Linked DNA regions of Homo sapiens: region 2 is linked to region 1. A link is a contact called in ENCODE Hi-C or POLR2A ChIA-PET data. All regions are on one chromosome and are shown on one strand. The core of a region is the stretch at or near the end of the contact, and the rest is flanking DNA. Distances in the headings are between cores, read along the strand shown.

Region 1 (3,399 bases), core at 318-2,817:
AGTCAGGAACGGAGGGGACCCCATCTTCCACCTGCCTGCACCCCGACTCCTGGCTCTACGCACAGCATCCAGGAATCTCAAAGAACTGGAGGGGATATTCAGTGCAGCACTTTCACTTTATGGATGAGGAAACAAGTTTATTGAAGGAAAGTGATTTATCCAGGTTTTTAGCCCAAAGCAACAGAGCTGGGCTAGAAACTGGGTCTTTGAGTCCAGAGCTCTCTCCGCTCCACTCCAGGCCCTTCTCCAGCTCTGGCGGCGGCATTGCTGGTCAGTGACCACCGACCACTGAGTGCTCCTCCCCACTGCTGGCCGGCAGGGTACAGAGAAGGGGGTACCCAACAGCTGCTTCAAGAAGGTTCTTGTGTAATCCTAGAGCAGGTTCCACACTGTTGCTATTTGGGCCAGATAATTTCTCATCGGGAGGTGGACCTGCCCTGTGCACTGTAGGATATTCAGCAGCATCCCTGGTCTCTACCCATTAGATGCCAGTAGCATCCACCCCCCAGTCACAACAAGCAAAACTGTCTCAAGATATTGCCCAATGTCCCCCAGGAGGCAAAACTGCCCCAGTTGAGAAACAGCAGCCTTGAGTGAGAACACACAGGTGAAGATAGAGCAGGTATGCTCACCAGGTAAACAACAAAGACAGAGAAGCAGGGAGGCGGGTGTGGATGGTCAGAACCGGGTGAGAACATGGCGGCACGAGCCCCCAGAGCTGCGTTAAGGGTTTCAACGCCAAGGCAGGAACCCCCAGACCCTGTGAGTGATGTCAGGTCCTGTGGTTTCCCGATCTTATACGCTCATTAGAGAGGAAAGAAAGGGAAACCACAGACCCGGCTCCCCAGGACTCACCAGAGAAGCTGCAGGTCACTGTGGCTGCCCAAAGGGACCAAATATCCTGGCCATGATGGCTACAGGGGAGGACAGCTCCCCGCATCCCATTAGCCACACCACCCAGCACATCCTTGCGGGTAGAACTATTGAGGTAGGTCAGAGGGGACAGCAGGGAAACTCAGCTGAAATCACGGCCATCCTGGGCTAGCCCTGGGGTCCCCAGGATCTTGTTCAACCCCACACCCCAGAAAGACAGGGACAGGTCTACCCAGTGCTGCCTGCTGCCACGGTCTCGCTTCCTGGGGGGTTGGGAACGAGACTTTGTGGCTTGTAGAAAGCCATCTTCAATAACCAGCAAGGAAGGGTCCTGAGAGAGTTGGGGCCTAGAGGGAGTCACGCATCTGTCCCACTGCCCCAGCGAGGAGGGGGCTGCAGTACCTGGCAGTCCACACTGGGGATGAGGCCTGGGTGTCTGGAGCTCAGACTAGACAGGCCACCCAGCAGGATTGAGGGTCAGCAACAGCTTGGTTTCACCAGCCTTGAGTGACCTTGAGTCACTCTGAGCTTCTAACAGAGAACAGTTTGGAGGTGACGAGCTGGATCATAGAGTTTAAGAGAAAGTAGGTGGTGGGAGTCTCGCCAGAGGCCTGGGCAGGTCCTGGGGGCAGCTATGGTTTGGGAGGCCACAGGGCATTGTGGCTTTGGGCGGGGCTTTCAGAAGCATGGTGACTCAGCTCTGGGGAAGTGGCTAAAATAGGCTGCCCAACGTGGGGCAGGCACTCCCCATAGCCTGCCTTGGGCGGGACACCCCCACCCCACCCCAGAAACCACATCCCACTTTCTTGGCAGGGAGAGGGAAAATGGATCACAGCTCACAGCCCTCCCTAGCTCTCCTGAGCCTCCGGAGGAACAGATTCCTCTACCCTCAGCCCACTGACCACGGAACCTTCCTTTAAGGTGGGAACGAGGAGCCCTCCCCAGAAGGTCAGGCCCCTGCTTGGGTCACAGCAACCACACCTTTAGTTCAGCCCTGTTCCTGAGACTACGGAAGACCACCCTTGCCTGGACCCCTCGCCTATCCTCCCTGGCCCTCCCAGCTTGGCCAGCCCAGCAGACCCAGAGCAGAAGGACAGACGGGACCAACACTTCTCACTCCAAGTGACCGGGCAGTGGCCTGTCCCTGGCAGCTTGGCTTGAGGCAGGCGCCAGACCTGAGCTCTCATGGGGCAGCTAGGCAGGCCTCGCTCTCTGAAGCTGCCCTGCGGTTCACCCCGGTATACAGGGTACACAACATGCCTCAATGCCCACTGCCACTGCCTCCGCCACTGCTGCTGGGCAGCATGCCCTCTGCAGGGCCTTCCCCTAGCTGTTCTAACCAACCACCCGATGCCAGGTCCAGGCAATGTGGCCGAATAGCAGAGGGCTTTTAGTGCACGATGACTTTAGTTGTGACCTGGATCGGCTACAAGAGGCTTTGTTCCATTACTCATCATCCAGTCACTCACTCCATGACTTCCTGCAGACCCACTGATATTCACAAACTCTTCTAGGCCCTGGAGATAGAGCAGTGAAAATAGCACGCTGTTTTCCCAGGGCACGTGTGTAGTGTGAGTGTGGGGGGTGGGGGTGGGGAATGGAGGTGTAAACCTATAAATAAAATAAATGGTATCTCATATTCCTCAGTATAAGGAGGGAAAGGGGTGGTATGAGTGGGTGTGGGAGTCAGGGGGTCTGGGGGAGGCCCCTCTTGAGGAAGGAGCATCATGAGTTGAGAACCAAATGATGAGAAGGAACCAGCCGGGTCAGAAGCGACCCAGGCAGAGGGAACGGCGCGTGCAAACGCCGGGGTATAGGAACAGGCTTGTGGCATTTATGGAATAGAATAAAAATCCATGCAGCCAGGGCCCAGGTTACATAGAGCCCTCCCTACCAGGCCACATAAAGAGTTCTGTTTTGTTTTTAGTTTTTATTACAGGCACCTGCCATCATGCCCAGTTAATTTTTGAATTTTTTGGAGAGACCAGGTTTCACCATGTTGGCTAGGCTGGTCCTGAACTCCTGACTTCAGGTGATCTGCCCGCCTCGGCCTCCCAAAGTGCTGGGATTACAGGAGCCACTGCTCCTGGCCGATTTTTTTATGTTTTTAGAGATGGGGTTTCACCACGTCGGCCAGGCTGGTCTCGAACTCCTGGCATCAAGCAATCCACCCGCCTTGGCCTCCCAAAGTTCTGGCATTACAGGCATGAGCCACCGCACCCAGCCCAGGTAAGGAGTTTGGAGGTCATTATAGGTGTACAAGGAAACCGGCGGCTGTTTGTAAGCAGGCGAGTGATTCAATCTGTGTATCTGGAAGCTCCCGGAGGTCCTGGCATTGGAGGAATGAAGGAGGGGAGCTGGAATTCAGTCAGGAGGCTGTTGCAGAAATGCAGGTCAAAGAGGATGGAGACCAGGATGTGGGTCTGGCGAAGGGGGACACAGTGGGAGACATTTAGGCCATGTTTTGGAGGTAGAGACACCCGGGATTGTGGAGGGCCCAGACCAGGGAGGAGAGAAAAGACAGGA
Region 2 (3,210 bases), core at 345-2,844, 910 kb after region 1:
TTGGCTGAAAGGGTGGTTGCTTGTGGAGGAGCAGTGGGGTAGAAAAGACCAGAAAGGCATCGCCTGAGATGGGAAGGGCTGGCAAAGCCGGGCTCTGAGGTATGGGAAAATCCTTCTCAGGTCAGAGCTGAAGCACTCGTGCTTCTCAGATCGGATCCGACCTTCAGACATCTAAAATTAGGCTTCTGCCAATTAACTTTTCCCACTGCTAGAACCCCGACACATTTACAGTTGCAGAGACATCGTTCAGCTTCTTTAAAAGACTCTTCAGTGTTATTACAATATTTTTGTGATCTCTCTGCAGCAAGGTCTATTGGTTCCTGTATCTCCAGCACCCCCAGGAAGGTGCTCAGCCTGAGCTTGTTAATGGAAGGGCAGGAGGGAGGAAGAAAGGAAGGTTAAGTTAAATAAGTTCTAAGTAAAGCTCATGGCAAAGTGTTCTTTCCCTTCAGGAGGGCCGCTCTGTAATAATAAGCACGAAGCAATTACATTCTGCCGTGTGGTTATTAAATTTTGGGGAAACAAATATAATAAAATGTAGACATTTGTAGGGAGGTTGGAGATAAAATAAAAATGGAGGATAAAAATAAAATCGATAACCGCAGGTTGCTCAGAGTCTAACCTAAAGGATGTTAGGGGGAGAAAGGAACGCTGCCCTCCCCAGGCTTCCCAAGCCTCCCCAGGAAGTGGCCGGAGCCTGGGCTGGGGAATCTGCCCAGCAGGGGTTCAACTCCTGAGTCCACCTCTCCCCTCTGGGGCCGCGGTGAGACCCCGCAAGAGCAGGAGCACTCCCACTCACCATCAGCCCTAGGGGTGAGACACTTAGCCAGGGGCAGCGCTGCGACAGCTTTTGGAAGTATTATTATTATTATCATTATTGCTAGAGATGGGGGGGGGGAGGTCTTACTAGGTTGCCCAGGCTGCTCTCGAACTCCTGGCCTCAAGCGATCCGCCTGCCTCGGCCTCCCCCAGTGCTGGGGTTATAAGCGTGAGCCACCGCGCCCGGCCTTAACTTGCTTTCATTGTACACCAATTCCTAAGGGAATTGGAAGCAGCAAGCAGGAACGCTCCCTCTTATGGAAAGAAGAGCCCAGGGCCCTGGTCATGACAGGTTCAGGTGCCAAAAAGGAGACGGGAAGAAAACGTGAGGCGCCAGAACAACAGGTTCTACAAGGTGCACACGAGGGTCCCTGCCATTGAATGAAGAATTTTCTGTGTGGATGCCCCTGCGCAGGTCCAATGAAAGCCGTGGAGAATAAGCGTTAGCTCTTCAAACTGAATCTGAGCTAAAACCTAGCAAAGCCAGGCTGGGGTCTGAGGGGTTGCGGGGGAAGACAGGAAGGGGTGGACGGGGAAGAGGCGGGGGTCCTAGGAGGAAGGGATGGGGAGGAGCGAGAGGAGGGAGGCGGAGGGAGGGCGGCAGCCAGGATGGTCCATTCCATTCTTGGAGCTGCACTGTTGACTTCGACCACAAGGGGGCAGGGCTGCTGAAATTGGAAGTGCGAACGCCTACATGAGTCTTGATCCTCGGCAGGCACCGTACCCAGTTTCCTCCGTTGGGAGGGTTTAACTGCCCGGAAACGGAAGTCTCGTTCTTTTTCGTCCTTTTCCCCGGTTGCTGCTTGCTGTGAGTGTCTCTAGGGTGATACGTGGGTGAGAAAGGTAATCTGGGGCAATCCACTGCCAGGTGAAATCTGGGGACCCCAGGTCCGCGTGGAGGGTGTCGGGGAGGAGAAGGGGAGTGCGATGGGGCCGATATTTCGGGGGAGAGCGGGAAAACGGGGTTCGCTGCCAGCCCCCGCGCCGTGTTAACGCCGAGGACTGTTTCCCGCAGGTCCTGGTCCGCGCCAGAGCCCAGCGCGCCTCGTCGCCATGGTGAGTACAGTCCCTGCCTGGCGCCTTCCCGGGGTGGGCTCGTGGGGCCCCGGGGCGAGGGCGAGAGAGCCTCCCAAGGATCTCCTGAGGCCGGGAGAAGCTGGTGGACTGGGCCATCGCCGGGAGACGTGTCTCTTTCCTCTCTGTTCACCCGCTTCCTTTGTGTTGCAGCCTCGGAAAATTGAGGAAATCAAGGACTTCCTGCTCACAGCCCGACGAAAGGATGCCAAATGTAAGTGGTTGCTCCGAAGGTTCAAGAAGAGCGGTGCCTAGCCTGGCACCGCTCCGGGAGCGTCTTCCCCGGAATGTCAGGCAGGAGACGGTTAGGCCGTCTGGGTGTGTGCCTGGCCCTCTGGGAGCAGTGGTTTCATCCTGTTTCCCATGAGAAAGACCTGTGGGGGGCACGTTGAGGCCCTGGAATTTCTAGGACCATCTTTAGCTAATCGCGATCATCTCAGAGGCCGCCCTGAGTTCAGTTTTCTTTCGTATAATATAGTAAATTGTCGGAACGGAATCTCCACTCCGCGAAAGCCTCAAAACACACGTCCCATAAACACTGTTTAGGTTCTCTGCAGTTGTGCAAAATCTTAACACAAAATCCATTTTGTAATAAAGTGCTGGATATTTGCATGTAATGTATCGAGCACGGCACACTGTGTAGTATGGTCGTTTACCTCGTGATCCTGTGGTCGCTGGCCAGTGTCAGAAGGTATCATACCTATCTAATCCAGAAAAATATTTAAAAAAATTTTTTTTTTTCTTTGAGACAGTCTGGCTCTGTCGCCCAGGCTGGATTGCAGTGGTGCGATCTTGGCTCACTGCAATTACCGCCTCCCAGGTTCAAGCGATCCCCCTGCCTCAAAGTAGCTGGGCGCGCCACCATGCCTAGCTGATTTTTGTGTTTTTGGTAGAGACAGAGTTTCACCATGTTGGCCAGGCTGGTCTCGAACTCCTAACCTCAGATGATCCACCTGCCTCCGCCTCCCAGAGTGCTGGGATTACAGGTGTGAGCCACTGTGCCCCGCCAAGATCAAAATTTGAAGCAGGGCTTCTACTGAATGTATATCGCATTACCACCATTGTAAAGTCACAGAGTTTAAGTTGGACTGTCATAGGTCTGTTTCCCAGCTTGTACATACAGGGGAAAGAAGGTGATTAATGAAAAACCTTAAACAGCAGGTTTTCGATGGATAGGTGCCAATCTCTGCTGCCCACTTACTTAAATTTTTACACCAAGTGTGAGAGGTAGTTGTGTTACTCCTTTGTGATACTTGAAGGAGATTGGGGGGGCTTGTGTTTGATACAAGCTAGGTCTTGAGTTATGTTGTTACTTTA

What was found. Hi-C counts contacts between places; a loop is a spot of excess contacts on that map. ChIA-PET counts read pairs that join two places held with the same protein, here RNA polymerase II (POLR2A). Pooled maps may share reads with other maps.
Region 2: a pooled map shows a loop between it and region 1 (3-fold over the local background). The contact joins the promoter of RPL38 here to the enhancer-like site in region 1. A Hi-C loop is called at or near these places in 1 of 168 maps with a recorded cell type or tissue (PC-3) and 5 of 50 pooled maps. POLR2A ChIA-PET finds 5 or more read pairs at or near these places in 2 of 52 experiments (HCT116 and Panc1).

The regions. Positions count from the first base shown.
Region 1 is chr17:73,290,049-73,293,447 of GRCh38, forward strand. All of the region lies in intron 1 of CDC42EP4 (CDC42 effector protein 4), which reads right to left. Among named protein-coding and RNA genes, the nearest start is that of CDC42EP4, 20 kb to the right of the region's middle. RefSeq lists enhancers at 878-1,097, 1,388-1,467, 1,442-1,736, 1,720-2,601, 1,868-1,937. Within about 2 kb of position 1,568, at least 32 of the 41 ENCODE cell types and tissues checked have a DNase peak (open chromatin) inside an H3K27ac peak, as active enhancers do; they include HCT116 and PC-3, where a contact is called at or near this core.
Region 2 is chr17:74,202,084-74,205,293 of GRCh38, forward strand. RPL38 (ribosomal protein L38) reads left to right here and starts at 1,595. Exons shown (of 5, transcript NM_000999.4): 1 at 1,595-1,662; 2 at 1,835-1,875; 3 at 2,047-2,107. The coding sequence starts at 1,873. RefSeq lists enhancers at 831-1,334, 2,343-2,847, 2,848-3,210.